Regions from separate parts of the Mus musculus genome. Here region 2 is linked to region 1. A link is a contact called in ENCODE Hi-C or POLR2A ChIA-PET data. All regions are on one chromosome and are shown on one strand. Each heading gives the region's core, a stretch centred on a gene start or an enhancer-like site at or near the end of the contact. The rest is flanking DNA. Distances are from core to core; before and after follow the strand shown. Region 1 holds the start of P2ry14 (purinergic receptor P2Y, G-protein coupled, 14). Region 2 holds the start of P2ry13 (purinergic receptor P2Y, G-protein coupled 13).

Region 1 (5,135 bases), core at 1,799-4,298:
TTAAAATAGTTGTTTTATGCTGTAGGTAGTCACCAGACTTCAGAAATAAGTGATCATATCCAGTCTCACCGTGGCTTTCACAAATACATATTACACGAACAGGAAAGAGAAACAAACATGCAGGAGTGTCACTTACAAAACGCATATACTAAGTAATGTGGAAGAAAAAAAATGAATGCCTTAAACATTTATATTCTTCCAATTCCATGCAATAAAAATAAATGTGGTAACCACCAGAGATCAAAGCCTCACTAATAGACCATGCCTGCCCTCACAGCTCAGGAACTAGGTAGGAGAAAGCAACAAGCAGCAGCTGTGGTCCCGAGCTGTGGTAGCACCCAAGGGCCTGAAGTAGCAGTGCCCGGATGGTAGTGAGGAAATGTCCGCTGGTGGCTCGGGGGAGGCAGATAAGTGGCAGCTCCTTCTTGCTGTTGTGGTGAAGACAGAGTTGCTCTGTATGTTGAGATAAGAGGCAGGGAAACTTCTTCCATAGTGGGTCCAAGATGTGTCTAGAGGTGGTACTTCTACAGAGAGAGGAGATACTCAGAAAAAACTGAAGGCAAGCTTATTAAGAGTCCTGGCATTAGCTCAGTGTTGTTGAAAAGATAAACTTTGTCTCGATGCTTTTTTGTGTTTGCTCGAAGGCTGAGATTAAGCACTTAACTTTTAGGTGATACACTGGGAATGATACCAATCCCACGTATGAATTACTCATTTATAGAATTTCCCATTTAATATTTAAACCACCACTAAGGGGAAGTTACTGTGTGTAAAAGCACTTAAAACTGGATCTTCAGTATTTGTATACTCTCATGGCCTCAGGATGAAAGGGATAAATGACCATGGATCTTTGGAAGCACAAAACTCTCCATAGTGGGTGGGTTCATGGCCTGCACATGAGGCACAATTATCCAGCCTAAAAAGGCAATGTGATTCTGCTACATGCTTCAGCATGTTATGAACCAAAATCATAATATACTAAGTGAAATAAGCCAGCCACCCAAGGGCTAAGTGATGCCACACGTCTAAAGTACCTACTGAAGTCAAATCCACGTGGATAGGAAGCAGGGTGGCAGCTTCCAGAGACAAAGAGATGCTTTTGTAATGGTGTTAGAGTTTCAGTTTTGCAAGATGAACAGATTTCTGAGAATGATGGTGGTCATGGTTTCGTGACAATGAGGTAACACATATGTCACTGAACCATCCCTGAGAAGTGGTCAAGAGACTGAGTGTGGTGGTTTGAACCTGTAATCCCAGCACTGGAGAGGCTGGGGTAAGGTGAGGTGTTCAGACTCTGCTCTGAGAGACACTATTTAAAACCCAAAGGCCAGGTGTGGGGCACACACCTAACTCCATCCACAAGTACAAAGACACAAGGACTACAAGCTCTGAGGCTGCTGAGCTCCTACAGGAAGTCCAGGTGAGCCTGAAACTCACAACAGGGTTATTTCAGAAAAGAAAACAGGTCAAGACAGAACATTTGTGTGCACTTTCACAATTAAAAAACAAATGCTGCCTTTATATATCTTTTAAAAATAACGAGTAGGCTGAGCAATGGGTAGTGGGGCTGGATTTGTGCAGTTTCCATGAAGTCACACAGGAAAATAGATTACAAGGTAGAAGGGAAGTGAAGACAGCACACAGGAACTATTTTCTAATGCATCTGCAAAGGATGCTAGAAGAACAGTTTGATAGTTGCTTAGGAGATACGAGACAGTTTGAGGAACTTTTACTTTTGATTCGGTAAGACAGAGTTGGGCGGGAGGGGAAAATGGTGAGACCAAAAAAAAAAGAGAGAGAAATCTAAGAAAGACCAGAGAAAATGCTCCAGGTCCAGTGCTGGGTGGAAGCATTCAAAGTTGGCTTAAGCACATGGAGGAACCTCGGCATAATGGTACAGAGAGATGGTGTGGTATTGTGTTAATCCAGAGTACAACTGGAGAGCAAAAAAAAAAAAAAAAAAAAAAATCCATGGGAACAATTTGTTAAATACTCAGAAACAGGTCAGTTAGCAAACCAACATGGAAATAGTGCTATCCAAAATCAGACCGGAGTTGTGCTGATAAACTGGAGAAAGGTCGGAAGTCCCTACGCACCACTAAAGGATGGTGCAGACTGGGCACAATTAGCATCCCACAAGGACAGGGCATGTGTGTCCCAAAGAGGGGGCTGGCATCTTTTGAACCACTCTCTGCTCATCTGTTGCTGCATTGCCAGTACAGGGCAAGGCTCCTGTGGACACCCACACAGGTGTGCTTTACTCTCAGATAAATGTTCAGTTTTCCAGAAAAAATAAAGCAAAGGGGAGTGGGGGAACCTTAGCTAGTTAAAACCATGTGAATCAAAACTTTAAAATGAATCCAAACAGAGAACACTGTAGCTATTATTACTACAGCTTCACACAAAAGGTCATGGCTAGACATGGGAACAATCCATCCTCCTGCCGGCTGGGTTCCTCTCCCTCTTCACACACCCCTTCATGCTGTTTACCCTTGATCAGGCCTTGACAATCTGTAACCCTTAGCAAATCTACATCAGCTCCAACTTATATAAGCACAAACTAGAGCCGGCCTCCAAAAGCTGGTGGAAATCTGTACTGCTGGATGCTCAGGAATTTGGCGAGCCATCAACATTTCAGAGGGTACTTTAAATGTTTTGGTTTGAGCCCTAATGCAGCACTTCCCGCTTGTCAACATGAACAGCCCAAGCTAAAAAGCAAAGTACATTTCCCTCAGTACCAGTCAGATGTTATACTAAGTCGCTGAACCAATCTTACCTACAGGGACTGTGGAGGCCAGAAGAATTGGTAAGTAGGAAAATTCCATCCAGTTCAGGGTAGAGTCAAAGACTACAGGTAATCCCAAAGTAAGATGGCTTTCTGCACTTTGAGTCTCCGAAATTGTTCCTATGTGATGAATGGAACACTGGATTTATAGGTGAGACTGGACTTTCCCTACGTTCAGCAAGGTAATGAAGCATGATTTTCTTCTGTGGGCTCACGGACTAGGAATTGGGAGTTCCTCTTTTAAGCAAGCTCTCAGGCTGATGCAGAATAGCAGTGTGCAGTAGCAGAGATGGGGTTAAAAGGAGTTATCTGATCCTGTGAAGGGGACAAGTGCAGCTGGGTTATGACGCAACCCTCGGAGCAAAGGCAGCTCAATAACTAAAATGCTTAGGAAAGAAAACAAATACAGAGCATGAAGGCCGCCACCCCAGCAGAGCTGAAGCCAGACGTGAAGGAGTTCATGTAAGGGAGTCCCTGCTGTCCTCCAGACACACTGATGCCTGGGCTACGGATGGGGACGGGGACGCAATGGTAAGTCACACTCTAATTTCAAAAGAGAGAAAGAGGAATCAGAGTGGCCTCCTGGTGCTTGTGTCTTAGGGTTTATATTTTCATTTCCTTGATCCTTAAGTTCTGATTTCTTCCTCTAAGGCTTAAAAAAAAATACGTAAAGAGTGGTTTTAGTTTCAATTCACGAGTGGCGAGGATGAAGAAGATACTTACAAAGTTCCATCTATAGTCTACTTTTCTGTAAATTGTAAAGTAACTTAAATGAAGCCTGACTAACATTTTTGTAACCTAAAATATACTTATGGTAAGCTCTAGTTTATTTATTCAACCACCTAAAGATTGATAGGTTAAAAAAAAAAACCTCATTTGATGGAAAATTTGTAAACTTGCAACTGTAGGGAGAGGTTTTGAGACTCAACCACAGCGTGCCCTCATGCTGAAGGAAGTTTAAAAGAAGTAAATTCAGTATTTACTATATCCTGACAACTTTAAAATATTAGCTAATCACAAGAAATTGTTATGGGTTGGGGTATAAAATACCTATGACCACTCTTCCTAAAAATAAAGAAGACCCTTCTCTGCCTTTAGCTCATGTCATGTGCACAAGAGCCAAGAGACACTGTGACAGCATGTCATGATTTTATATGACAGGGAGGATTTCTAGTTAACAGGTCCATGCACTGAGCTCATAGGTTACTGTCCTCCACCTTTAAGACTTGGAACACATGCTGTCAGATCGTCAGGTCACTGGGTGTTCCGAATAGGCAGGGGACACTGGAAAAAAAAATCTCTGTATGTCTCTGTCTTACCAATCTGAAACTGAGTTTAGCAAGTTTCAGAGTCAAGGTGACTTGTCTAATTAAAGGGCAAGACTAGTACTCAGAGAAACCATCCGGCTCCCAATCTATTTCCTTGTCTCTAGCATACAATGACTATGACTAATAAAAAATGTAATTTATGCATGAATAGGAGAGAAATGCAAGACTGTGCAGAACTGGCTAGCCCTTTAGCTGGATGTTTACATAATAAGGGCAGTAATCGAGTTATAGAAAATAGTTAATATTATTGGAGTCCCAAAAAGGGGGGGGGGGGCGAAGCAAGCTTGCAGATAGACAGCTAAATCTTGATATGCTGAGATCCTGAATAACATTATTTGTTTGGGTTTTTAACTTTTTAACCCGCTTCACCTCTGTCCTAGTACCTATTTAAGCAAATAGATATCAACAATTAAAAAAAAAAAAAACCCCTAAGGCTTATATATCTTGCCCATAGCAGCTGTTCAATAAAAATTTACTTCTTTTCCCATCCTCTGCACTAGTAACTCAGTAAATGAGAGGCAGTACTGCCAGAGCGAAATCAGCACAAAATTACTCAACCTGTAATCCAAAACTGAGAAAGTTACAGTCATATGTGAGACTCAGGAGAAAGGACACCTTATGTAGCAACTTACAAATCATGTTAACTCCTCCAGAAAACTGAATATTGTATCAAAGAACAGGGAGCCCATAACTACCTACTAGATCCACCAAGTGCAGCCCGCCCTGCGTGGCCTGCACTCTCCAGAATCCAGCTATTCCTTCCCTGCCTGAGTTCTACAGTTAGGCCTGTATTCACAAAGATAGACACAAGAGTTAAGTGTGTTGATTCACATGCTCACCAAGCGTGTGTGTGCATGCATGCGTGAGTGTGTGTGTGCGTGTGTATGTGTGTGTGTGTGTGCGTGTGTATGTGTGTGTGTGTACGCGCTTGTGCGTGCGCGTGCGCGTGCGCGTGTGTGTGTGTGTGTGTGTGTGTGTGTGTGCGCGCGCGTGTGCGTGTGTGTGTGTGTGTGTGTGTGTGT
Region 2 (5,135 bases), core at 1,287-3,786, 80 kb before region 1:
CTTAATTTCTTCATTTTGATTTTCACATCTAAAATAAGACTGGACTATGTTGTTATTGTAAGGGCTGTGATAACATAGTTACCTATAATACCATAGCTATTTTTATTTTATTACTTTGAGTCTATTCTTAGTGCATATTAGAATTCCAGTCTTTAATTTATTCCAGTCTTTAAATTATTCAGCAGGCTCCTAAACACTGAAACTTTTCAATGCATGGGGTTTTTTTGTTTGTTTGTTTGTTTGTTTGTTTTTGTTTGTTTTTTGTTTTTTAGTTCTTCCTTCCCGGCCTTCGTGAACTAATAAGCCCACAGTATTCCTATTTTCTTTTTCATTGACTGAGGAAGCTCGCATGACATCGTCCATGACAGGCCTCACTGTGAGCATATGATGGACGTTCTTTTACCCCTAACTATATGAAAAGGACACTGTTGTGTATTTCATCATAAAAAGGGGGCAAGTATTTCAGAGTGAGTATAAATAACTTCCCAAATGAGGGGAACAAAAAGCGACAGGTGGACAAGCCCTTGGAGCTACGGCCCGCAGCTTGGAGATGGCACTTCCACACAGGCCTAGGGAGCAGCGTGCAGAGAGGCCCTTCCAAGAGGAACAGGCTTTCCAACAAATATCAGCTAAGGAACTTACCAAGGGGAGCTCTCATTTAACAAGTGTGTAGTAGTTATGAAGATGACTCAGCTAGAGAAGACCAACCATGACCATGCAGAGCTCAATCCATGAAACCCACATGTTGGAAAGATATAACTAACCCACTGAAGGAAAACACACACACACATACACACACACTCACACACTCACAATAAATATGTATTTCACAACCAAAAGAATGTACCTTTGTGACCCTAGAAATGTCCATTGCTGATCAGTTCCTCTTTTCAAAGTTTCCCACATTTGGCATTTTGAAATTTGACCAAAATGTGATTTCTACTTCTCATATTATGAAATTATCCTGTACAGAATTTCCCTTGTTTAAAGTAAAAATTTCCAGACCTTCAATGTTATATTGGATTGGGGGCTATTGAGAAATTTAAAATTGACTGTGTTTATGGTTAAAATTAACAATAAACCTACTTTAAAATATTGATTTTGCTAGGTTTTTATCCTCTTATAAAGCAAAAGGATATATATTTAAGTTAAGGGGCATTACATCAGTAAATCCTAACATATTTTAGCCAAAAAGAAAATTTTTACAATGTGCCATTTATTCCCTAGAGTTAACCAACGTTCCCTGGAAACACAGTACATTTCATTTTAAAATGTTCAAATGTGGAATCAATGGATTCCAAATTCTCAACCAAGTAATATAGGAATTACTAGTTAGCCAAACCCTGAAGACGGTCCATCTCTACGGTAAGCGCGTGGCAAGAACGGTGAAGTGAAACTTGCCATAGAGAACCACACATCCTCCCCAGGATCATCTGATTTCCTCTTTCCCTTCATCTGTCGGGCAGGGAAGCAGACTGTCACACATTGTAACTTTCTGCACACTCCCTGAGATTTAAAACGAAACACTGTACCAATCTGAGGCCAGCCCTGATTCAAAACTTCTCTAAGTCTCAAGAATGGAGGTGGTTTCCCAAAAGGGCTTCCTAAAAGTGCCACACTGTAGCTCCACTCAAACTGGGCAATTCAAGGAACCCAAGCAATGAGCGGCTGGCATGTTTAGCTTTCACTGATGTGCCCTGGGTCGGTCCATCGGTCCCCCTCCCCCACACTCCTATGAAGTAGATGATGATTTCAAACTTGCTACATGAGAGAATGAGGTATATAGCTCTTAAAACATTTGTTTAAACATAATACCGAATAATGCAGAGGTCCAGGAATAATAGCTACCACTTCTTGGGAAATGTGACTCATAATCTGCCACAGATCTAGGGATCAAAAGACTAACAGCAATGTCTGAAGAAAGGAAACAAAGCAAAACAAACAAGCAACCAACAACCAAAGCCTAGCCTTAGACATACAAACTTCTTGCACGCCCAGGCTGTAAGGGACAGAAGATGATTTGATTTTCAGATCAAGTCTTCTCCTCCTACTTGATTGTAATTTCATACTATTTTCTTCATCATTTTAACTCCTACTATTACATATGAAGTATTCAATAAGGTCGCTGAATGTGAATAATAAAAAGTAAAACACTGGGCCTAGAGAAATAGTTCGGCGGTTAAAGGGATTTTCCTGGCACCCACTCCAGGCAGCTCACAGTCACCTTGGACCCCAGCTCCAGGGAATCCAACACTTCTGGCCTCTGAGGGCACCTGAATGCATATGCGCCCTTACACATATAATTTAATATAATAAAATAGACCACATGTTAAGAATATGGCGTGGTGGCGTGCCTGCAGAGCCGGTGACAGCACTGGATTCAATACTCAGAACACGCAACCAATAACTACTGGTAAATGCTCCAAAGGTCTAAAGACAAAGAGGTTCTAGAAAATGTGGGTATTACAGAAGCCCACAAGGGGAAATGAGGAAGGAAAAGCAGTATAAGAAAGCAGAACCTTTACTTCACAAGCTATTCGTGGGTTGAGCTAGTAACTGCCACAACTCATACAGCTGAGTCTCTTCCAAAACAAAGGTCAGTTTAATTTTTCTTATGAATTTGCTTGCTATAAAAGGTAAAAGGTGGTTAAATTTTCTAGAAATCTAAATATAATATTCTGTAATCACGGGCTGCAAGCATAAGGTACTTCATAACGCATGACACACTACCCTGTACTCTTACATCTTAAATTAGGTTCTGTCACCGCCGTGTAGTGATTGGTGCTTGCTATTTGGACTTCACAAGGGTAGACATTAACAGGACTTTATAAAACAAAACTAAACTGAACAAAAACCAACCAAACAACAACAGCAACAAAACTAAGCTATGTGCTCAAAAAAGCTCTAGCCAAAGAATCAAATCCGCTGAATGAGTTAAATAGTAAGTTTGTTTTTACAAGAAGTAGTTATCTGCCAATCCACAAGGACCCTTTGTTTACCTTCCTTTGTATGCCTGCTTATGTGTAATCTTTCTCTGTGTGCATGTTTATGTGTAATAGCTGATGCTCGGGACAATCAACACCACTGGGATGCAGGGCTTCAACAAGTCTGAGCGGTGCCCCAGGGACACTCGGATGACACAGCTGCTGTTCCCGGTTCTCTATACTGTGGTCTTCCTGGCAGGCATCCTGCTGAACACCGTGGCCCTCTGGGTGTTCGTCCACATCCCCAGCAATTCCACCTTTATCGTCTACCTCAAGAACACTCTGGTGGCAGACTTGATAATGGCACTCATGCTGCCTTTCAAAATCCTTTCCGACTCACACCTTGCGCCCTGGCAGCTCCGAGGATTTGTGTGCACGCTCTCCTCCGTGGTCTTCTATGAGACGATGTATGTGGGTATCATGATGCTGGGCCTCATCGCTTTCGACAGGTTCCTCAAGATCATCATGCCGTTCAGGAAAACCTTTGTCAAAAAGACGGCTTTCGCAAAAACAGTCTCCATTTCCGTCTGGTCCCTGATGTTCTTCATCTCCCTGCCAAACATGATCTTGAACAAGGAGGCAACGCCATCATCCGTGAAGAAGTGTGCATCTTTGAAGAGTCCCCTTGGGCTGTGGTGGCATCAGGTGGTCAGTCACACCTGCCAGTTCATTTTCTGGGCTGTGTTTATTCTGATGCTTCTGTTTTATGCGGTGATTACCAAAAAGGTGTACAACTCCTATAGGAAGTTTAGGAGTAAGGACAGCAGGCACAAGCGGCTGGAGGTGAAGGTATTTATCGTCATGGCTGTCTTCTTTGTCTGCTTTGCCCCACTGCATTTTGTCAGAATACCATACACTTACAGTCAAACCACCAATAAGACTGACTGTAGGTTAGAAAACCAGCTGTTTATTGCTAAAGAAGCAACTCTCTTTCTGGCAACAACTAACATTTGTATGGACCCCTTAATATACATAATTTTATGCAAGAAGTTCACACAAAAGGTGCCATGTGTGAGATGGGGAAAGGCAAGAACAGCAGGATCAAGCGAAGACCACCACAGTAGTCAGACAGACAACATCACCCTAGCCTGACCACTGTGTCCCACAGGTTAATTTCACGCATGGCCTCACGTCTATTTATGGATGGGATTTCAAAAGATCATTTATGTGGAGACCTCATTTAAGCATTACAGGAAAAAAGAGGGGAACAAACAGTTCCCTACATTTTATTATCCTAGTGTATGGAAAAACATTATGCCCATTTTAACCACATAGACGTATTTATAAGCAGGATAAATTAAGAGACCATGTAATACAGCAAATGGCCACTAGATGTCACCTTTTCAAGGGCATTCATGTACTATGGAAAAGGTTAATGGGAAACAGGTTTGCCTGAAAAATCTTCCTTCTAGTTACCACCCCACCATCTCTCACACACATAATTCCTAAAACACCAGGCTGGCTTTTACAGCCTTCAGAATGCTGACACTTGTGAACAGAAACCAACCAACTTGCATATCCAGTGCCTGTGTGGAAAGGCTAAGGTGGGGGCTCAAAGAGATGCAGTCTGAGGAACCAAAGTGGGTTGGTCAAAATAACCCCAGGCATCTCAAAAGATTTCCTCCTTACAAGTGCAAAGGGCTGCTCCTACATCTAAACAGAGCACCAGAAGAGAGGCACATGCAACAGGCAAAGCCAGTTCACAGCCATGTGCAATCCAGAGAGGGGAAGTGTTTAGTCAGCAAAACCTTCCTGGGCAACAGCATCTGCATCCTGTTGGAAAATACTTATTTCCCTCACTGTTTATCTATAAATTAGGTTCCTTGCTACACACTGTCTTATATTAACTGCTTTCATTCTTAGCCACATTTCCCAAAAACAGGGTTCGTAAAAAGACAGCAAAATCACACATTTTTACAAAAGAAATGGGGTAAGGATATCCTAGACGGGATGTTTGTTGTACACTATCCTTAGTGCATGTGAGCAAGGGGATGGTTGGCCTGGCATTAGTAATATTCATGTGGGAAGATTTTTCAAAGCCTGATTCATTTTATTTGGGCCTATCTACTTCCCTGGATCTCATTATGGGTTTAAGAAAATTAAAATATGTGGCTGGTGATGCTGGGTTTTCTGGAGAACACGACGACTCTT

What was found. Hi-C counts contacts between places; a loop is a spot of excess contacts on that map. ChIA-PET counts read pairs that join two places held with the same protein, here RNA polymerase II (POLR2A).
Region 2: a loop to region 1 is called in a map of left cerebral cortex, with 2.2 times the contacts of the local background. The contact joins the promoter of P2ry13 here to the promoter of P2ry14 in region 1. A Hi-C loop is called at or near these places in 20 of 37 maps with a recorded cell type or tissue (Patski, T-helper 1 cell, T-helper 17 cell and 5 more). POLR2A ChIA-PET finds 5 or more read pairs at or near these places in 1 of 5 experiments (Patski).

Annotation. Positions count from the first base shown.
Region 1 is chr3:59,128,675-59,133,809 of GRCm38, reverse strand. P2ry14 (purinergic receptor P2Y, G-protein coupled, 14) reads left to right here and starts at 3,048. Exons shown (of 2, transcript NM_001287124.1): 1 at 3,048-3,316. The coding sequence starts at 3,314. The region is part of intron 15 of Med12l (mediator complex subunit 12-like); the gene reads right to left.
Region 2 is chr3:59,208,283-59,213,417 of GRCm38, reverse strand. P2ry13 (purinergic receptor P2Y, G-protein coupled 13) reads left to right here and starts at 2,536. Exons shown (of 2, transcript NM_028808.3): 1 at 2,536-2,596; 2 at 3,060-5,135. The coding sequence starts at 3,063. The coding sequence ends at 4,076. The region is part of intron 15 of Med12l (mediator complex subunit 12-like); the gene reads right to left.